5 separate regions of the Homo sapiens genome follow, and all the other regions are linked to region 2. Evidence: chromatin contacts called from ENCODE Hi-C or POLR2A ChIA-PET data. All regions are on one chromosome and are shown on one strand. Each heading gives the region's core, a stretch centred on a gene start or an enhancer-like site at or near the end of the contact. The rest is flanking DNA. Distances are from core to core; before and after follow the strand shown. Region 1 holds the start of SUMO2 (small ubiquitin like modifier 2). Region 2 holds the start of UNC13D (unc-13 homolog D). Region 3 holds the start of KCTD2 (potassium channel tetramerization domain containing 2). Region 4 holds the start of GGA3 (golgi associated, gamma adaptin ear containing, ARF binding protein 3). Region 5 holds the start of SLC25A19 (solute carrier family 25 member 19).

What was found. A loop is a pair of places that touch in the nucleus more often than their neighbours do. ChIA-PET counts read pairs that join two places held with the same protein, here RNA polymerase II (POLR2A). Pooled maps may share reads with other maps.
Region 1: a loop to region 2 is called in a pooled map, with 3 times the contacts of the local background. The contact joins the promoter of SUMO2 here to the promoter of UNC13D in region 2. A Hi-C loop is called at or near these places in 6 of 50 pooled maps. POLR2A ChIA-PET finds 5 or more read pairs at or near these places in 3 of 52 experiments (CD8-positive, alpha-beta memory T cell, WTC11 and activated T-cell).
Region 3: a loop to region 2 is called in a pooled map, with 5 times the contacts of the local background. The contact joins the promoter of KCTD2 here to the promoter of UNC13D in region 2. A Hi-C loop is called at or near these places in 8 of 50 pooled maps.
Region 4: a pooled map shows a loop between it and region 2 (3-fold over the local background). The contact joins the promoter of GGA3 here to the promoter of UNC13D in region 2. A Hi-C loop is called at or near these places in 7 of 50 pooled maps. POLR2A ChIA-PET finds 5 or more read pairs at or near these places in 7 of 52 experiments (A549, BJ, CD4-positive, alpha-beta T cell and 4 more).
Region 5: a pooled map shows a loop between it and region 2 (2.9-fold over the local background). The contact joins the promoter of SLC25A19 here to the promoter of UNC13D in region 2. A Hi-C loop is called at or near these places in 2 of 168 maps with a recorded cell type or tissue (naive thymus-derived CD4-positive, alpha-beta T cell and natural killer cell), 4 of 37 single-sample maps with no recorded cell type and 12 of 50 pooled maps. POLR2A ChIA-PET finds 5 or more read pairs at or near these places in 7 of 52 experiments (B cell, CD4-positive, alpha-beta T cell, CD4-positive, alpha-beta memory T cell and 4 more).

The regions. Positions count from the first base shown.
Region 1 is chr17:75,181,674-75,184,373 of GRCh38, reverse strand. It overlaps SUMO2 (small ubiquitin like modifier 2), which reads left to right and starts at 1,415. Exons shown (of 4, transcript NM_006937.4): 1 at 1,415-1,560. The coding sequence starts at 1,540. RefSeq lists silencers at 1,116-1,345, 1,476-1,875 and an enhancer at 1,457-2,107.
Region 2 is chr17:75,843,154-75,845,853 of GRCh38, reverse strand. UNC13D (unc-13 homolog D) reads left to right here and starts at 1,450. Exons shown (of 32, transcript NM_199242.3): 1 at 1,450-1,633; 2 at 2,335-2,370; 3 at 2,588-2,695. The coding sequence starts at 1,517. It overlaps WBP2 (WW domain binding protein 2), which reads left to right. Exons shown (of 8, transcript NM_012478.4): 8 at 1-155. RefSeq lists enhancers at 511-600, 731-810, 1,229-1,933 and silencers at 1,041-1,200, 1,211-1,270, 2,121-2,180.
Region 3 is chr17:75,045,881-75,048,580 of GRCh38, reverse strand. KCTD2 (potassium channel tetramerization domain containing 2) reads right to left here and starts at 1,356. Exons shown (of 6, transcript NM_015353.3): 1 at 992-1,356. The coding sequence starts at 1,330. ATP5PD (ATP synthase peripheral stalk subunit d) reads left to right here and starts at 1,612. Exons shown (of 6, transcript NM_006356.3): 1 at 1,612-1,656. RefSeq lists enhancers at 1,373-1,667, 1,552-2,137, 2,076-2,145 and a silencer at 1,246-1,675.
Region 4 is chr17:75,260,241-75,262,940 of GRCh38, reverse strand. GGA3 (golgi associated, gamma adaptin ear containing, ARF binding protein 3) reads left to right here and starts at 1,335. Exons shown (of 17, transcript NM_138619.4): 1 at 1,335-1,393. The coding sequence starts at 1,354. It overlaps MRPS7 (mitochondrial ribosomal protein S7), which reads right to left and starts at 1,062. Exons shown (of 5, transcript NM_015971.4): 1 at 958-1,062; 2 at 253-444; 3 at 74-137. The coding sequence starts at 1,040. RefSeq lists enhancers at 276-1,153, 950-1,359, 1,830-1,929.
Region 5 is chr17:75,288,017-75,290,750 of GRCh38, reverse strand. It overlaps SLC25A19 (solute carrier family 25 member 19), which reads left to right and starts at 1,318. Exons shown (of 8, transcript NM_001126121.2): 1 at 1,318-1,397; 2 at 2,160-2,249. RefSeq lists enhancers at 810-859, 900-949, 1,040-1,239, 1,672-2,173.

The DNA of each region.
Region 1 (2,700 bases), core at 166-2,665, 660 kb after region 2:
AGAGAGAACAAAGGACAGGCTAGAGATGAGAGGAAAACCTACCTCCTGCAAAGTTCAAGAGGAGTGACAAACTGAGAAGCATACTGGATTCAGCAAAGAAGTCTGCGGTGACCTTGTGGAGAGCAGTTTTAGTGGAACTTTGGGGACAGCACCAGATTGCAGTGGGTTGAGGAGTGAGTGGGAGGGGAGGGGTTGGAGACAGCTGGCGGGGACATTTTTTCGAGCTGTTTGGCCAAGAATGGAGAGAGATAGGATGGTAACTTCATAGAATTGGGAGCTTTTTTTTTTTTTTCTATACTAACGGAGGAGAGGAAGAAAATTCAGGGACAAAAGGAAATAATAAAGCCCCGGGGGAAGAAGCGAGATGGAATCCAGTGCACACACATCGGATTGTTCTTCAGACAGGAGGGACGCATGTGTATGTTTTAACTGGATGCAACGAGGAAAGGATTAAATTGGCTGGAAGCTTGATTGTTGGGTAGTTCTCGCTTATGGATACTGTTTCCTCTTGGAAGACAGGCGATGAGTAAGGATCTCGTTGAATGAATACATGAATATTTTCCCGTAGCTAGTCAAAGTCTAGGGTTACCAGCAGGACAGAAGAAGACACTGTAGGCCGGGCGCGGTGGCTCACGCCTGTAATCCCAGCACTTTGGGAGGCCGAGGCGGGCGGATCACGAGGTCAGGAGATCGAGACCATCCTGGCTAACACGGTGAAACCCCGTCTCTACGAAAAATTAGCCGGGCGTTGTGGCGGGTACCTGTAGTCTCAGCTACTCGGGAGGCTGAGGCAGGAGAATCACTTGAACCCGGGAGGCAGAGGTTGCTGTGAGCCGAGATCGTGCCACTGCACTCCAGCCTGGGCGACTGAGCGAGACTCCGTCTCAAAAAAAAGAAGAAGAAGAAGAAGAAGAAGACACTGCATTTTAGGCAAGAGTCCGGTGGGAAGCAGGTTGAGATTGACTGAGAGGAAGTAACCATGGGAGGGCTGCTGGTCCACTGAATGAGAGAGATTTTTCCAGAACCTCATGCTGGGGCTTTGATTTAGGAATCCCCTTCCTCCTCTAGTAAGTCTGCCTTCCCTGGCCTATGGCTTACGTCTAAAGCCTCGAGCCTCATCGTTCCCACCGAGGACCAGCTGGAAGCCATTTTGATTATGCTCCACCACGAAGGAGGACAATACAGCCCCGCCCAGAGCCAGGCGCGCCCCCGCGGCGGGCCGGGTGCGCGTGTCCGCGCCTCTTCCCGCCGGCCGGGCGGGCGCCTGGCCCAGGACGCGGTGGCGTGGGACGGGGGGTGGGGGTGGTTATGTAAGCGTTGCGCGCTCCCGCGAGGCGCCAGCCAATGGGAGGCTTCGGCTACTCGTGCTCGCGCACGCAGGGTGGGGGGAGGGAGCGCACGACGTGCGCGCACCCTCTCCCCTCGTCCACCGCTGCCGCCTCCTTCTTCTGCCGCTCCTGGTGCTGCTTGTGTGCTCGTTTGGTGCGGACCTGGTACCTCTTTTGTGAAGCGGCAGCTGAGGAGACTCCGGCGCTCGCCATGGCCGACGAAAAGCCCAAGGTGAGCTCGCCGCCGGCCCCTTCGCCTCGCCGCGCGGTGGGGGTCATGGCGCGGGCCGGGGTCCGGCCAGAGCCCGCCGCTGGCTCCCAGCGCTTTCCCGGGCCCCCCACGGGGCCGGCCGCGGCTCAGGCCCGGGCGCTCCGCGCCATTTTCCTCCCTCCCTCTCTTCCTCCCTCCCGCGCCGAAGGAGGCCCCGCCGCTCTCTCCCGCCCCCGGCGGCCTCCGAGTGCGCGCCGGGCGCGAGTTGGGCGGGCAGAAAGCGGACGCCCGCGGACCCACCAGCCCCGAACGGGGATTCTTGGCCCAGCCGGCCGGCGCGCGTGAGGAGGGGCGTTAGGGCGCGCGGGGTCTCCACCTTCTGTCGACCCCGCGTCGGGTGTTGCAGTCTCCGAGGCGGCGAGGAGTCCTCTGGGCTCGGGCTTCACCTCTCGGGTAGGAACCGCGGGCATCTGGGGACCCCTGCCTGGGGCCGCGGCGGCGGGGCGAGGGTTCGGGGCGAATCAATGGGCTGCGGACGGGCAGGAACCTGGATGCCCGCGGGCCGCCGTCCTGGGCCTGGGGGTAGGGGGATTCCCGTGGAGTATTTCCCACTTTAATAGCCTCAGGGGCCCGAAGGGGGAGGGGCAGCGGCTTTTCCCTGGGTGCCAACGAACCCCTAATCCGCGAACACCATGTGGTTTCATGAAGTTGGAGGCACAGGTACGAGCAGAGAGACTTTGTGCGGCTTAACTTTTGAACGCGGCTTTTGAGGCACCCGGAGACTTCCCGGGAGGACTTGGGGACACCCATCATCGGGGCACACGGGACTTGCTGCTTTTAGTTTGGTGGCACCCCCCGCCTCCCGCGCCTTTACTTTCTGGAGCGTTTTAGGGCTACAGAATTGCTTCTGCACTCGATTTTGGACAACTTTAGGTTGGGTCGAAATCTACAAGAAACAAATCAGGATAAAACTGTGTATTTGACCCATGACAACAAAGGGGGGGAGGGGAGAATAAGTGCTCTTAACCGAAAATAAAAATGAAGCTGCTAATAGAGGAGAACGTTAACTGTGGTCCTGACTGAGTATTACCGCTGTTCCGGGGGGAATCGGGATATTCTTCGATTGTTTTTTTTGTTTGTGTGTTTCCTTTAATGGAGATT
Region 2 (2,700 bases), core at 201-2,700:
CCTGGACTGGCCATGAAGTGAGGAGATGGTTATTTAAAGAGAATTCCCTATTTATTTGACAAAAAATCCAGTTAATATATTAATGTGAAATAAACCCTGTTTGCACCTCGATTTGTTTGCTGAAAATGTGAAATAGTAAAAATGAAATAACTGGACCCTTTCTGGCTCTGCGTGTGGTGACCCGGGGGTCTCTTCCGGAAGGAGAGCCGTCTGGCCGCTGAGGGCCCTGGAGACTTCTGGGACGGTTCCCTCCCATGGGAGGATCCCCATTCTCACGGCCCAGCCAGCCTGTCTGGTCCCCAAGACAGCTCTGGCCTCTGGAGCTGGTTCTTAACGGTTGTCGCTCAGCAGCTGTGTCCCTCCCCCACTGAGTCCCCAGGGCCTGGCTGGGACAGAGGTGGATGTGGCCCAGAGTTGGCCTTGAAGGGAGGAGTTGGGGCTGCCACCTTGTCCCCTGCTGGCTCCTCGAGGAATGGCAGCCCTGGCCTAAGTCCTGGTTGCTGGAGGGAGGAGGCCGAGTCAGCCCTGGAGCACGTCAGGACCTGTGACAGGGACACTGAGGTAGCCAAGCCGGCTTGCCACCACCCACGTCACGTGCCCTGCTGTGAACTTGAAGGGACAGGAGGGTGGGAAATGGCCAAAGGCCGTGACCAGGCCCACACGCCCGCAAGTCCCCCAGCCCAGCACTGGGCACAGGGTGGGCAGGCCACAGAGCTCTAGGAAAGCCCCATGCTGAGGCGCATTTTCCTGTCCCCCGGGAGCCAAGTCTGTCCTCAGGAGAGATCGGGCAGCAGCCCCTCTGCCTCCTCCTCCTGGCCAGCCTGGCCCAGAGCTCTCTGGGACTTGGCTAAGCCCCCTTCAAGGGTGTCTGAAGGGAGCACTGTCCTGACTGCCAAGGTGGGGGCAGGGGCACAGGGCTGTCCCTGCCCAGCACAGCTTGGCCCCGTCATCTCCAAGGAATGTCACCTGTGGGGCCAGGCAGGCTGAGCAACTGGCTGTCCTCCAGGGAGACGCCTCTTGGGAGCCCCCACCCTGGGCGCCACCACACCCCACCCCACCCCGCCCCGCCCCACGTCTGGACGCACTCGAGGAAGTGGGGTGAGAACCCCCCCGGGCCCAGGTCAGCTTCTCTCAGGGTTCAGCCCAGCCTGGGCACAGCACATGGATGGGGCAGGATGCTGCCCGCCTGTTCTGGGCCCCCCCGCCCCCTGCTGAGAGCGTTGTCCCCTTCCCAGGGCCTCTGTAGGAGGGTGGGGCGGGGCCAGGCCTGCCCACGGGGTCCACCTTCTGCTCCAGCCAGAGGAGGGTCCTGTAGGGATCCCAGCTGGGGAAGGTGCAGGGGGCCTGGGAGACTGCCTCTCCGAAGCGGTGAAACCCTCACCCTTCCGTCCCTCCCAGCCACCCTCCCTAAAACTTCCCCTGACAGAGGGTGGCAGCCCCAGGCTCTTTGCATAATCCTGTGGCTTCGCTGTCTTCACCCAGCACCAGCGGACAGGGAAGGGCAGAGAAGGCCACCATGGCGACACTCCTCTCCCATCCGCAGCAGCGCCCTCCCTTCTTGCGCCAGGCCATCAAGATAAGGCGCCGCAGAGTCAGAGATCTACAGGATCCCCCGCCCCAAATGGCCCCGGAGGTAGGAGTGACCTCACTGGGGAGAGAGCTGGCCTTGGGGAGCACTGTGGTCTCGGGTACGGGTGCCCTGCTGTCTGGCCCCACCTCTCGAAGGCTGGGACTGGGGACCAGCGACCCTCCCCTGCCTACTCCACCCTGGGGAGAGCCCCCTGGGCCAGCAGAGCAGGGGCTGCCAGATGGACTCTGGGCCACTGTGGGCCTCAGGCCCTGTGGTCTGAGGCTCTCAGAACCCCTCCCTCCCGGTTGGCCTGACCCCATCCCCTACTCCTCCAGCTTCAGAAGAGCCGACTCCATTAGGTGGGGGTGTCCCTGCTGTGGGGTGAGCTGTTCGGGGAGCAGCAGACCCCCAGGCCGACGTGGCACCCCCCTCACCTCCGCTGCCGAGCCTCACTTCCGCTGCTGGGTGAGGAGCAGCCGCCACTGATAAGCAGAGCTGTTTCCTCTGGGGAAGGGAGGGAGGTGGGGTGCGGGTGCGGAGGGCTCGCGCTGCTGGGCACCCATGGACCTCAGCCACGGCGGGCCCAGGGACGGACCTCCAGGAGGCCTGCTGGGGGAACAGGTGCGGGGCATCACTGGGGCTGGAGGCCGGGGTGCTGGGGCCCCCATACCCTTGGCCTGGATCAGGCCTCAGAGGAGCCATTCCTGTCCATCTGAGCCTGCTCTGGGCCTCCCGGGACACTGCCTTTCCACCTTGCTCTGCAGATCCAGCCTCCATCCCACCACTTCTCCCCCGAGCAGGTAAGAGTCAGAGTGCTGGGGTGCAGAGAGGTGGGGAGGGCGGCTGTGTGTCCTCCTGCCGGCCGACGCTGATGGCAGCAAGCAACTTGCGGTGGGGAGGGGACTCCTGGGTCTCAACTCCCTCCGCTGCACAAGCCGCCCTTGTCCTGCCCATGGCGAGAGGTGTTGGTGCCAGGGGTGGCTGGTGGGGTCCCCAAGGTGACCCCGTGTGTCTTAGCGGGCCCTGCTCTACGAGGACGCACTCTACACTGTCTTGCACCGCCTGGGTCATCCTGAGCCCAACCATGTGACGGAGGCCTCTGAGCTGCTGCGATACCTGCAGGAGGTGAG
Region 3 (2,700 bases), core at 107-2,606, 800 kb after region 2:
GATATAGAGTAGATAAAAATAATTCCTTTATAAGCAAGGGTTTTGAAATCTCTTTAAAGTTAGGGCAGGATAGGTTTCCATCAATCTGAGATTTCTTAGAGAAGAGGAATAAACGAAAACAACAAATGTTTACGCAACTCCAGCTCTGTTTTGAGGTCACCAGCTGAGTGCTATATGGGATATAAGATGGTGTGAGTTATGGTCAGTGCCTTTAAGTTGAGAACTTAAAGGTGAATACGTAAAGTTAAAAAGAAATTGACACAGTTCAAACTGGAAATGGTTTAAGTGTCTTGTCACCTCTCAACCCTTTGGTTAGCAGCCATGCATCCTGCCCAAAATTTTCCCGGGAAAATTTTCATTTTCCTTCTGTCTTAGCCTAGATTTGCAGCGGCAAACAGTAACCTCTTTCCAAAAAACGCATTTGATCTAAATATGGACCTAAACCAGTGACTGTTAACAGATAAAAGTTCTGCGACCAGGACTATAGAAAAGCAGTGTGATATCACAAGGAGCGCTTCCTGCAGCTGTGGAAGCCCAACTTGGCAGAGGGGTCCGAGAGGGAGTCTGAGAAAGCTACAAGGATGCCTGAGCTAACCCTGACCCAGTTCTGGATGCATCTGGCACCGGCAGTGGGGGGACTGAAGAGGAGCCAGGGAAAACTCATGCAGATCTCAGTGGGATGTCAGGGGCAGAGAATATGGAGAAGGGGTGTGGAGTGCGTTCTCGTGGGTGCAGGTGGGCGCAGTGTGGGAAGGAGTCTCAGAGAACGAAGGGCGGGGTCGGGGAGAAAGCCAGAGTATGCCTCAGCATGGAAGAAGGGGAGTGGGAGGTCCCTCTGAGGCCCCTGCGAGTAGTGTGGGAGGGAGGGGGAGGATGGGGTCCCGGCCTGAGGGGGCTGCCTGTGAGGAGCGTGTCTCAGGACTCTGGGGACCGATCTACGAGAAACCAGGGGGTTCGAAGGCCCGGGGGCGCGCCCGAGGGCGGGGCACACCTTGTCTGAGTCCAGCTCCGGGTCCTCCTGGCAGCAGAGGCGGCAGAGAAATGACTTGGGCTCCCGGCCTAAGGTCTGTCTGGTGGTCACGAAGTAGGTGCCTCCCACGTTCAGCCTGACCCAGCGGGCCGCGCCGCCGCCCCCTGCCCGCTCGGGTGGTCCGGGACCCGGCTCCAGCGGCTGCGCGACGGCGGCAGCCGGGCGGCCGTGCCCGCGGGGCGTGGGGCCAGCCGGGCGTGGGCTGGGGGGCCCGCGGACTGGGCCACCCCCGTCGCCCACCCCACTCCCGCCGCCCCCTCCCAGCCCCGCCATCGCCGGGTCCAGCTGCAGTTCCGCCATCTTGGACCGCCGCCGCCACCGCTGCTGCCCGCGCGCAGCCGGGCCGGCCCATTTCTCGGCAGGGAGAGCCGGGCCGGCCCATCGGCGGGGGTGGGGCAGAGGGGAGAGGGACGGGAGCGCCCCCAACCAGCGCCCGGGGACCCGCGCGGGGGAGGCGCTGTGCCCGCCCCCGGGAAGATACTTCCGGAACCAGCCCTCATCTCTATTGGCTGATCTGCGAAGCAAGGCCCACCCCCTTGGCTTTGGGGTTGGCTGAGGAAAGATCTTCCCGTGACCCACTTCCGTTACTTGCTGCGGAGGACCGTGGGCAGCCAGGGTCGGTGAAGGTGAGTGGGGCTTGGGGCATTGGATCCGATCCCTGGAGGGCTCCTCTGCTCTGCCCTCTCCAAACCTCACGCCGACCCTTGTCACGCCCCCGTCAAGGACGCTGGGCCCTCGGCTTGCCCCGCTGGCAGAGTGTCCCTTGTGTAGCTGCCGCTCCTCGCCCCGCGATCCCTTCCTCAGCCCTCCTTGGCGCGCGGGGTCAGGGGGGCCCGGCTGTGTCCCAGGCGCCGCTGATGTAGGCGCTGCCACAAGCCGTGTCTCGTGCAGTCCGCTCCCAGCGCGGCAGACTTCAATAGTTTGGTGGGGGGACTGGGGAAACATTACGCAGACAGTGTTAACCTGCCGAGGGACGCTCAGCTGGCTGCGGGGCTGCGCCCTTCCCCTTCGGCAGCTTCCAGGATTCGAACGTATAGAGCGTTCAGGGCTCCTCGGGTGCAGAGTTCGGTTACTCATTCAAGAAAGATTCATTGAGCACCTCCTATGCGCATGATCTGTTCTAGGCGCTGGGGATTAAGCAATAGATTTTTAAGAATTAAAAAAAATTTCGCCGGGCGCGGTGGCTCACGCCTGTAATCCCAGAATTTTAGGAGGCCAAGGCGGGCGAATCGCGAGGTCAGGAGTTCGAGACCAGCCTGGCCAACGTAGTGAAACCCCGCCTCTACTAAAAATACAAAAAATTAGCTGGGCGTGGTGGAAGGCCCCTATAATCCCAGCTGCTCGGGAGGCTGAGGCAGGAGAATCGCTTGAACCCGGGAGGCGGAGGTTGCAGTGAGCCGAGACCACGCCACTACACTCCAGCCCAGGCGACAGTGCGAGACTCCGTCTCACTCACACACACACACAAAGTTATTTGTGACTTCCATTTTCCACTGATGTTGCGGGAAATCAGGGACCCCAAACAGAGAGACCGGCTGAAACCATGGCAGAAGAACGTGGATTGTGAAGATTTTATGGACATTTATTAGTTCCCCAAATTAATACTTTTGTAATTTCTTATGCCTGTCTTTACTGCAATCTCTAAACATAAATTGTAGAGATTTCATGGA
Region 4 (2,700 bases), core at 86-2,585, 580 kb after region 2:
ACTGAAAGTACCAAGTACAAGGCTACGGGGTAGGGGGGCAAGAAAGATGACTGAGGAGGGAAGTGCTGTTTACCTGAATCATGAGGGATCTGGCCAGTACTTTGTTTCCTCCTATCATCATCATGTTGGTGAATTTACTTCAAAGAGAAAAGCAACACGTTTAGCTCTCCAAGGCTGTATCACAGAATCCTCACCAGAAACCCTCCCTGGGATAGTCCCAGTCCATGTAACAAGTGTTTGTTTCCATCTAACCTGATGACTGGGTCTTCAAACACAGAACTTGTTTTCCCTGCTGGAGCAGCTTTGATGAGCTGAGTCTTCTTGAGCTCCCGAACATATTTCTCCTCCTCAGTTAGCTCCTCCACTGGCTTGCGATAATATTCCTTGTCAATCAAGGGATCCTTGAATTCAGGACTATAGCGGCTCCATCTCACCTGAGTTAGCCTGGGAGGGGGGGAAAGGAGGAGGCAGGCAAAAGCTGACTCCACAAGCGAGTAGGTTTGACTTAACAATAGGCATGACTGCCAACGCGCCGACGAGGGGGAGCGGCGCGGAGACCGCGAGCTAAACCTGAGCCACAACAATTCAGGCCCTTGTCCCAAGTAGGAGGACATTCCCCAAGCAGGCGGGTAAAGTCTCCTCCTGGTCAAGTGCTAACGGTAAGGATGGGCTTGGCGCCTACACACCCATCCCAATTCACAGGCGATCCCAGATCTGAGCTCTTTAGCTGAACCGCACTTTCAGCTCCGCGTTAGAACCCTAGATCAGCCAGACTCCTTAGGCGAGAGGTAGTCACTAAACCTTCGGATTGGCGCAGGGTCACGCAGCTAACTTAGAAGCTTGAATCCAGATACTCCGGCCCCCAGGGCAATGCTCTCTCTAGGGGCCCACGCGGCCTGCCTGTGGCCCCCTTCCTTCCTCGCAGCGCCCCCCCGCCGCTGCTCGCCACCCTCTCACCCTGGAAGCTGCAAGACAGCCCGCCGCACGCCCAACGCCAGGCCCGACCATCCTCGGGCAACCTTCACTGCGGGGGCAGCCATCTTGGCTGGCCACGAGGACCCCACAAGGACTGCCCTCGGCGCGCCTGAGCGAGTGACGGGAAACGGGTGAAAAAGACTCCTCAGGGTCCTAAATCTGCGTTTCTCTCCACTGATCTGGACGTTAGAGTTTTTCACTCCGGGGTCCAAAGGGGAGCGCCAAAAGGAAACCCTTGCCCTCCCTGTATCCGTCGCAGTCTGGCGCGGCCCTCGGTGACGGCACTCACTCCTCTCAGGACCCCATGCAGGCCCCGCCCCGTCTCAGCTCGTGCAGACTCTCGCGAGTTTTGAAGCCGCGGGGCCGGGCGGCTGCAATATGGCGGAGGCGGAAGGGGAAAGCCTGGAGTCCTGGCTCAGTGAGTAGCCGCGGCCGTTTCTGCCTGCCCTCGAGCCGCTGGGCTGCCCCTGTCTTCACCCCCACGTCCCCTCCCCGGGCTCCACGGCGTCGCCTCTTGGCAGCCCACGCCCGGTCTCGCCCTCGCCGCGAGCAGCCTGCGATCACGCCCCTTCCCTATCAGGGCGCCGGGCCCCAGTCCGGCCCCCGCTTCCCTCGCTGCGGCGCGTCCTCTTGCTCTGGCGCGCGGCGGCGTGAACTCGGGCTCCTGTCGGGCACCGCAGGCTCGGGGAAAGGCGACAGCCAAGATCTTCGGGCTGACATGCTTCGGCGCTTTGGGGAGATTGTGGTGGGGTCGCCGCCCGGCGGTGACACCAGGAACCCAGCGCCCCAATCCCTGACTAAGGGAGAAGCTTCGGATTGGGGCTGAGTCTCCGGTAGTGGTGGGTGCTGCCGACTGCGTTCAGTCGCCTGGCAGCTTCAGAATTGTGACCATGTGTTGGAGAAGTGACGGCTTCGCTCAGGCAGAATGCTTGAAGTGAGAATAATATTCCAAAGAGAGCGATGATAGAGAACAGAGAGCTCTACCTTTTTCCTGCAGTGACCACAGAAGCATGGTGAAATCGGTGTCGGGAATTCCCCCCCCACACACATACATATACCCCCTTGAATATCCTAACGAGTCAGTGTTGATAGCCTATTCTGAGTAAGGCTGAGGAGCACAGTCTGAAGCTGTAGTTATAGAAGCGTATTGCTGTCATTGCACTGTGAATTACAGTGCTACGAAGGAAATGTGTGTTAACCTGGTTAGCAGGTAGTACTCTGCCTGAGGGTTAATAAGTGAACTTTCCTGTAGGCTAGACCTGGAAGCCTCCTTTAAGTGGAGAGAGAAATTGGACTGGTAATGGGATAGGTGAGATACCTAGTATTGCCTTGTTCTGAGGTCTCTTATTTAGTACTGCTTCCGGGATCTTGGAGGTGATAGCTATTTCCTCAAATTGTCTGATTTTTCCTAGTAAGAAACCCCCTTCAGGAGGTTGAGCTTCAGTTTAAAGGGGAGCATATCCCAAAAGAGAGAAAAAGTAAGATCACGTTTGCAAAATCTGCAGTTGCAGGCAGGTCATAAGGCTTCTTTATATATGGAAGTGTTCTCCAAGGAGCTCAAAGTACTTTACAGATATTCATTAAATTAGTTTACCAAGTATTCTAGCAAAGCAGGCACTACTGCCATAATTTCACAAAAAGAGGACATCCTGACTCCAGTCAAACCACTTGCCCAGAAATGCCCAACTTGCTATAACCAGAGTGGAATTAGTTTGCTTTGAAGGT
Region 5 (2,734 bases), core at 69-2,568, 550 kb after region 2:
TGTCTCAAAAAAAAAAAAAAAGTTTGAGACCAGACTGACCAACATGGCAAAACCCCATCTCTACTAAAGATACAAAAAATTAGCTGGGCATAGTGGTGCACGCGTGTAATCCCAGCTACTCGGGAGGCTGAGGCAGGAGAATCGTGTGAACCCCAGAGGCAAAGGTTGCAGTGAGCTGAAATAGCACCATTGCACTCCAGCCTGGGCGACAAGAGCAAAACTGTCTCAAAAAAAAAAAAAAAAAAAAAAAAAAAAAAAAAAAAAAAAAAAGAAGAACATTTCTTTCTTTCAGAAAAGTGTAAACACTAATTCATATTTGATATTAAAAGTTTTTTTGGGGGGTCGGAGTGACAGTTTTGTGTGTGTGTGAAGCATAATGTATACGTATTAAAAAGGGAATGCTTGTCCTTTAAAGACACATACTGAAATATTTACTGGTGAAAACACGTGATGGTATTTACTTCAGAATAACGCTGGGCAGCGCGTGCGAGGTAGGTGCAGAAATAGAGGAAACAAGATTGCCCCATGAGTCGCGTAACTGCTGAGGTCGGAGAGCGACTCTACGCGGCTTCATCGGGTTATTCCACTTCTGTGTATCTTGAAATTTTCTACAATAAAAATGTCTTAAAATTGTGCGTCAAAATGATAACACGAATATAAAAATGCAATTAAAAAGTCAGGAGGCAATACTGTCGCGCAAAACCGTGACGCTAGTTGTGTGCGGGCGGTAGGATGAGTCATTTCCTCCTTCCTTTCTATATTTTCTGTCTATATACTTTTAATATTACTTTTATAATGAGAAATACTAAAACTCGGGGTGAGAGGGGGGGACACTCGTGTTTTTGCCTTCCCCGTCCCCGAGGGGACTGTTCTCATCTATTCTCTTCCCGACGTCCTCCAGCTTTTTGCTAGGCTTCCTGCCATCTTTACCAAGTTGAGATTATCCGGGTTCTGGCATTAACAGAGTTTGAGGAAAGCGGGTCAAGTCTACCGCGCCCTAACCTTGGACCCCGCCTGCAGGCTGACTTTCGAGTCACACGCCAGAGCACGGCGACCCCTAAGGTCGCAGCCCGGCTTCGCAAGGCACCTCCTTCTAACGCGTCGGTCGAACTCGCGCGCCCGCGAGCAGCCGGACTACATCTCCCAGGAAGCTGTGCGCCGTCCAGCTGTCCTGCCCTTGGTCGCGAAGGACTACATTACCCGGTGATATCTTGCGGGAGGCGGTTGCCAGACCTCAAGCGCACAACCATTGGTCCAGCGTCTGGCGGGGAGCTGCACGGTGATTGGCCCAGGAGCCCGCCAGTTTCGTCCGAGCTCAGTAGAGTTTTGCTGTTAAGACTGCGCGAGGAGCTAGAGAGAGCGGAGAGCGCTGAGCCGGGCCGCACCCGCCGAGCCGTGTGAGTAACCTCTACCTCCGTCCTTCTCGCCGCCCTCTCGGGGACCAGCACCCTCGCTCCTCAGGGTGGTCGGGAGGGAGCACACGCACCCGGGCGCTCACGAGAGGGCGGGGACTGTGTACACACGTGTCACACCAGACCAGAGAAGCATCTCCAGGGACACCGGCGGCCGAGCCCCGCGCACGCCCTTGAGCACCTGAGCTCCAGGGCGTCCCCTCGGACTCAAGGAGAAAAAACACACCCCGAGGCACACGTGGACACCTAGGTACCCACACGGGGACCTCTGCAGATTTGCTCAGCTGAGCCCTTGGGCACATGGGCACCCGAACACCAGGAAGAGCCTGGTATGCTCCGGTCTCCTGACAGCGATCCAGGACACCTGCCACTCGGGCTTGCTCCTCCTTTCTGCCCAGATGGGCGGGAAACACGCTGCTCAGTGTGACCTGAGCGGTCCCTGGGTAACCCCTGGAGAGGTTTTGCCTCTCAGTCGCTTGCCGCGTGTTTAAACTTCCTCATGGGCGCCTGGGGAGGAGTTCCAGGGTGGGTGAGAGGAGAAAAGGAATTGATGTCTGGGGTGGAGGCTGCCATCCTGTAGGTAGTATCTCCCCTCCTCCCCCACCCCCACCCCCACTACTACAAGTATTCAAGAACTAGGGTAATTCTGAAGGCTAGTTTTAGGGATTTTTTTTTTTTTTTTTTGCCATAACAAATTCAAACAGTATAGAATTATCGACAGGTCTACCTTCCTTTTTCCCTTCTCAGCCCTTCTCCCTGTGATCAGTTACCAACTACCTGTTGATGTGTGTGGTTACAGACTTCTTTCTATGCTTTGTACAACTCTACAGACCGTATGTAGGTATTACTGTTTTTGTTTTTTGTTTTTACAAAAAAGGAAAAAAGTACATCTCCTGGAAGGGATGCTTTTTAGCTGAGCTCTGGTGGATGAGAGGAGCTAGCCTTGAAAAAGTGAGTAGGGGCTGAGAGTGGGGCTGTATTTCAGACGTAGGGAACTGGAGGAGTAGAGGCAAGGCAATTGATAGGAGTGCTCCCCGAGTTTTCCAGGAACTGGGCAGAAGCAGTCAGACCACTCTGGTTAAATGAGGGAAGGGGAAGAGTGGTCCAGAGTGAGGCTGAAGAGGTCAGTAGGTCTGAGTCAGGGGAGCCCAGGAGCGTCATTTTCTTTTTTGTTTTGTTTTGTTTTTTTGTTTTTGAGACGGAGTCTCACTCTGTAGCCCAGGCTGGAGTGCAATGGCGTGATTTCAGCTCACTGCAACCTCTGCCTCCCAGGCTCACGTGATTCTCCCTCCTCAGCCTCCCAAGTAACTGGGATTACAGGC